Regions from separate parts of the Homo sapiens genome. Here region 2 is linked to region 1. The links are chromatin contacts, found by Hi-C or POLR2A ChIA-PET in ENCODE. All regions are on one chromosome and are shown on one strand. The core of a region is the stretch at or near the end of the contact, and the rest is flanking DNA. Distances in the headings are between cores, read along the strand shown.

Evidence for each region. Hi-C counts contacts between places; a loop is a spot of excess contacts on that map. ChIA-PET counts read pairs that join two places held with the same protein, here RNA polymerase II (POLR2A). Pooled maps may share reads with other maps.
Region 2: a loop to region 1 is called in a pooled map, with 2.9 times the contacts of the local background. The contact joins two enhancer-like sites. A Hi-C loop is called at or near these places in 1 of 50 pooled maps. POLR2A ChIA-PET finds 5 or more read pairs at or near these places in 2 of 52 experiments (activated naive CD4-positive, alpha-beta T cell and naive thymus-derived CD4-positive, alpha-beta T cell).

The regions. Positions count from the first base shown.
Region 1 is chr12:68,118,355-68,121,444 of GRCh38, forward strand. No RefSeq gene overlaps it. Among named protein-coding and RNA genes, the nearest start is that of IFNG, 40 kb to the right of the region's middle. Within about 2 kb of position 1,502, at least 2 of the 41 ENCODE cell types and tissues checked have a DNase peak (open chromatin) inside an H3K27ac peak, as active enhancers do.
Region 2 is chr12:68,585,959-68,589,048 of GRCh38, forward strand. No RefSeq gene overlaps it. Among named protein-coding and RNA genes, the nearest start is that of RAP1B, 23 kb to the right of the region's middle. RefSeq lists an enhancer at 1,900-1,949. Within about 2 kb of position 1,558, at least 3 of the 41 ENCODE cell types and tissues checked have a DNase peak (open chromatin) inside an H3K27ac peak, as active enhancers do.

The DNA of each region.
Region 1 (3,090 bases), core at 252-2,751:
TTACGTGGTTGGCCTCAGTTGTATTACGGGGAATTATGGAAGGGCCTGTGCTACATACAGTTCAGACAAGCTGGAAAACAGGAGGGCAGAGGTCTATTTTCTGAGATCAAGCAGAGGGTATGAGAGTGGTCTCTGGAAGGTGGCAGGGATGATCACAGCAGCCCAGCCCCGAAGGTCATGACAGCGCAGAGGAAGACAGAGACCTGGGGAGTGGAGGAGGGAGGAACAGTGAAACCTGACACTGAGAGCTCTCAGAATACTGAGAGAGCAGTTGAGGTAGGGGGTTCCAGTTTTTAGCATTTGGGCAAGAAAAGGAGGGGAGTACACAATTTCGTAATTTAGGCAATTACAAAATAAATAAATAAATGTCTCTATTCTGTAGTCATGCTGATGAGGCCTGAGACATATGGGTCAAAGCCCTCTGTCTCTAACTGCCCCATCCCTCAGATTGCCAAGAGCAATAGGCTTCTGGAAAAAGATTCAAATGACCTTAAGATAGGGTCAACAAAAGTTGTTACAGATGATTAAATGTATGTCTGAAACACTGATTTATGCCATTGGAGTAATTAACTTACCCTCAGGTATCCCCCCTTCTTAACCATGAAGAGTTCTCAATGGCCCCAGGACCCTGACTTAGGCTATGACTTAAGGGATCCCTGGGTGTTTCCAGAAGCTAGGCCCAGCCCAGCCCAGAGTGTCCCACCCAGACCTGCCTCTTGCCTGCTGGAGAAAGAAGGGTTGTTTGACATATCCCTGAACAGAGATCAGCCACCTGAAAGAATTAAAAAGACTTAAGAATCCATCACGTGTAAAAAGATCGTCGCACCATCTTCCTACACCTAATCACAATTGAGTGCACATTTTCAGATTAAATGGACAAACGCTTGACTTCTATTTCATATATATCCATATACAAAAAAAATCAGAAAGTGGTATAGAAATTGTATTTACTGAACATTAAGCACAACCCATTTATTTCTATTTAAATAGCACCAAAACCTCAGTAACATTTAACAGGTTAACAATATAGACTTGAGTCATATTGAGTCTGACATTGAGTCAGACCTAGATTTATATCATGCTCTGCCACAGATACTCTGGTATCTTTAAGCTAATTACATATCCCCAAGCCTCAGCTGTCCCCAACTGCAAGATGGCCATGATGACAGATGAGAACAGATAACTCAGAGTGTGGCTATGAGAACTAAATGATTTAACGCCTGTAAAACATTTAGAAAAATGCCTAGCATGTGGTAAGTGCTCATTAAACATAGCTATATTTAAATATTTCTAAAATATTGCCAAATCCAGATGCTAATGACTAGGGCATCCTAAAAGACAGATTTAGAAAGGAAATTGCTGTCTATATTCTGAACAGTACAGTAACTGTGTTTTGACTTTGTCATTTGCCACTTCCATCCAGTGCTTTTCTGGTAGCATGCTGGAAAATGAACCACAGCACACTAACACCCACACCCCAGCAGCTCTCTAAATCAGTTGTTCTTAAATGAGTCAGCACACACCCAAGCATCTTGGTCACTAGTCGGATGTACACAGGCTGCAGGTTCCCAAACAGACTTCAGCTGCTGCTCTGAGTAAACATTTTCTGGCAGCACACCAAGGGGGCGGGTGGGGACACAGGTAGGCATCTTCTCGGGTCTAGGTTCAGATTTCATATTGAACTCAAAATGAGCTGATGAGTTCAAGGTCCCTGTTTCTGCTAAAAATAAGCCTACACAGCAAGGGTGTTGCACTAAACAGTTTGCCCAAGCTGCCTGGAGGAAGCATCTTCTGCCCACATTGCGCCTTGGTGTAACCAACATTCAGAGTCCCACAGTTTCATGACCACCAACTTCACACAATTAGCTGAGCTCTATGTAAAACTGTTTCTATCTGTTCCTACCTAGATTTTTCTCCTTGAGACATAACTCTTCTTTTTAAATTGTGAATGAAGATATCTGACGTGAGTGCTGGGAAAGTCATGGCAAAAGGCCTGGGTGGAAAATCAAAATGTCATCATTATATTCTTTGGGTTCATAACATCCGAGGAAATAGGTACCTTATACCTTGATCTTCTTAGAAGTGAAATAAAAATAGCCCATCTACCTCACAGGGATCACAATTTCATGGTCCTTTGTAAAACTTAAAAAAAAGGTGTTAAGTATAAAATCTCAATTAATGGAATACTCAGGCAAGAAAATACCCTGGTTTATGCATTTAAGTCTTTTTCTAGCCTTTTGTCAAAAGCTTTTCTAAAAATACAGTCACCCATTAACTAAGTACATTATGATGACAGTTTTTAGCTTTGAGGATTTGGAAGCTTGAAATCAATCAAGCACATTAAATAGTACATGTCTTTTGATTTGTGGTCAATTACTATTTCAAAATGCAATTCTTAACCTCTGGTCAGTTGCTTTCCAGTTAGGGTTTATATTTTAGCTAAGAAAGTTGTTGTTTCCCAGGAATGAAATTGAGCTCAATCTAGTTTTCCATGCACAAATTATAGTAACAGGAACACCGCCATCCCTAGTTTCTAAGGAAGAGAACCAGGCATCTTAAAAAGTAAGGTCCTAGGCAGGACTATAAAGCAAACAATGATGAAATTAGCTTTAGAATATGTTTGGAAAATTTGGCTTACACTAATAAGGTACTATTTGAAAGAGATAAATGTTAAAGGCCTGCATTAAAGGTTTTAAAAATAATCGATTATGTACATTTCAGATAGAAAGACCCTGGCTTGCCAAGGTTTAAAAAAAAGTCAGAAGATCTTAGATGACCACAAGCTGAAACTGAGCCACCAGCATATATAATATGATTGCTAAAAGCAGCACTTTCCTAGCAGTTCCACTGTAGTGCAACAGACTACCACATCTTAAAGAACATAGACAGATGAGATCTCTCTTCTTTCATTTCTTTACTCAGCCCACTGCTTTCTAAGTTCTGCCCCCACCCATCACCACCACCAACTCTGAAACTGTGACTGCCAAAGGTCACCAAGGACCACAGATTGGCAAATCAGTGGACTCATTTCTGGTCTAAGAACTTGCCATCTTTCAGCATCTGACATCGTTGACTATACACTCTTCCTTT
Region 2 (3,090 bases), core at 308-2,807, 470 kb after region 1:
GAGCAGAGGTCACGCCACTGTACTCCAGCATGGATGACAAGAGCGAAACTCTGTCTCAAAAGAAAAAAAAAAGAGTGCTGGAATGGATGAGTGGTGGTCCTCTGGGCATAGACATGTCTGCTATACATTTGTCATTTCTGACCTCATAGGAAGTGCTTGCAATGGTAGGAATCTCCCAGACAGGCAGAAGAAAAGGATCTACCATAGCAGTCCCCTATGACCGATGCAGTAAAGGAAGTCAGACTATGTGGCATTCTGCAAATTGTGTAATTTAAGAAGCTTTAAACTCTACCATGTGCAGAGATAGTTAAGGCCAAAAACGCTATACAGCGTATACAATGTTCTTATGAGGGTTTTTCATTGTTGCTGTTTTTTGAGATGGAGTCTTTTGCTCTTATTGCCCAGGCTAGAGTGCAATGGTGAGGTCTTGGCTCACTGCAACCTCTGCCTCCCGGGTTCAAACGATTCTCCTGCCTCAGCCTCCTGAGTAGCTGGGATTACAGGCATGCACCACCACGCCAAGCTAATTTTTTTTTATTTTCAGTAGAGATGGGGTTGCATCATGTTGGTCAGGCTGGTCTCGAACTCCTGACCTCAGGTGATCCACCCACCTCGGCCTCCCAAAGTGCTGGGATTACAGGAGTGAGCCACCATGCCTGGCCGAGGTTTCAACTCACTTATATTACCTAAAAAGTACTGTTCTATTTTTATATTATTTCATTGTTTTGTTCAAAAGTAAAGGTTGGAGCTATATCTTTTGTTCCTAGTTATAAATTGGCTAATTACTTACTGTCTTCTTTTCTCTGTAGAGTCCCAACTAGACACATTATTTTAAATTTCCCTTTCTAAAAACAATGTTATCTAATGTCATCACCTAGCTACTACATACCACCAAGCTGAAAATACCAGAAGAATTGAAAAGCAGCTGGGTGCAGTGGCTCATGCCTGTAATCCCAGCACTTTGGGAGGCGGAGGCGGGTGGATCACAAGGTCAGGAGATTGAGACCATCCTGGCTAACACGGTGAAACCCCGTCTCTACTAAAAAATACAAAAAATTAGCTGGGCGTGGTGGGGGGCGCCTGTAGTCCCAGCTACTCGGGAGGATGAGGCAGGAGAATGGCGTGAACCAGAAGGCGGAGCTTGCAGTGAGCCGAGATCACACCACTGCACTCCAGCCTGGGAAACAGTGAGACTCCGTCTCAAAAAAAAAAAAAAAAAAAAAAAAAAAAAACAAACAAACAAAAAAAAAACCACAAAGAATTGAAAAGCAATCTTGATTTACCATGTAGTTACAGAAATATTAAATATTTGAGAAACAAATGACATCATTTCTTGAGAAAATTAGGGTATAAAAAAGTGCTCTATTTTACAGAACTGATGTGTTTCCAAGCAAGACCAGGAGCTACATTTTCATAAAAAGACATAAAATTTGCATTTGTTTTCTATTTAGTTTGCAGTGGTGCTGGAGAGACCACTGAAAATGGCAGAACAGCTACTATTGCCAATGTTCTTGTGGCCACTGCTGAGAATTTTGTCCTTGTCGTTAAAGAGGAAGCTGCTTCCAAGACTGTTCTCTAGAGCTTGACTAAGTAACCACTGTCAGTGTATTAAAACCACATTACCAGCACAGGGGAGCTCCCTGCCTCCACTGTCAGAGCTACCACAGTCACCATGTGCTATAGTTTGGATCTGTGTCCCTGCCCACATTTCATGTCAAATTTTAATCCCCAGTGTTGGAGATGGAGCCTGGTGGGAGGTGATTGGATCACTGAGATGGTCCTTCTTGAATGGTTAGCACCATCCCTTTGGTGCTGTTCTCATGATAGAGTTCTCGTGAGATCTGGCTGTTTAAAAGTGTGTGGCACCTCCCCTCTCTCGCTCTTGGTCCTGCACCTGCCATGTAAGATGCCTGCTCCCACTTTGCCCTCTGGCACCATGATTGTAAGTTTCTTGAGGCCTCCCCAGAAGGAGATGCTTCATTGCTTCCTGTATAGCCTGTGGGACCATGAGCCAATTAAACCTCTTTTCATTACAAATTAACCAGTCTCAGGTATTTCTTTTTTTTTTCTTTTTTTTTTTTTTTTTTGAGACGGAGTCTCACTCTTGTCCCCCAGGCTGGAATGCAGTGGCGCAATCTCAGCTCACTGCAACCTACCCCTCCCAGGTTCAAGTGATTCTCCTGCCTCAGTCTCCCAAGTAGCTAGGATTACAGGTGCCTGCCACCACACCCAGCTAATTTTTGTATTTTTAGTAGAGATGGGGTTTTACCATGTTGGCCAGGCTAGTCTTGAAGTCCTGACCTCAGGTGATCCACCCACCTTGGCCTCCCAAAGTGCTGGGATTACAGGCGTGAGCCACCACACCCGGCTTTTTTTTTTTTTCTTTTTTTTTTAGGCATAGTTTCACTCTTGTCATCCAGGCTGGAGTGCAATGGTGTGATCATGGCTCACTCCAACATCTGCCTCCCAGGTTCAAGTGATTCTCCTACCTCAACCTCCCAAGTAGCTAGGATTACAGGCATGCACCATCATGCCCAGCTAATTTTTGTATTTTTAGTAGAGACGGGGTTTTGCCATGTTGGCCAGGCTGGTCTTGAACTCTTGACCTCAGGTGATCCACCCACCTTAGCCTCTCAAAGTGCTGGGATTACAGGCATGAGCCACTGTGCCCAGCTCAAGTATTTTTTTTTTAAAGCCTCACTTTGTTACCAGGCTGGAGTGCAGTGGTGCCATCTCAACTCACTGGAGCCTCCACCTCCCGGGTTCAAGTGATTCTCCTGCCTCAGCCTCCCAGGTAGTTAGGACTACAGGTGCATGCCACCATGTCCAGCTAATTTTTGTATTTTTAGTAAAGATGGGGTTTCACCATGTTGACCAGGATGGTCTCGATCTCTTGACCTCATGATCCACCCGCCTCAGCCTCCCAAAGTGCTGGGATTACAGGCGTGAGCCACCATGCCTGGCCCAGCTCAAGGATTTCCTTATAGCAATGTGAGAATGGACTAATACAGAAAAGTGGTACTGAGGAGTAGGGCATTGCTATAAAGATAACTAAAAATGTGGAAATGGCTTTGGGACTGGGTAATGGGA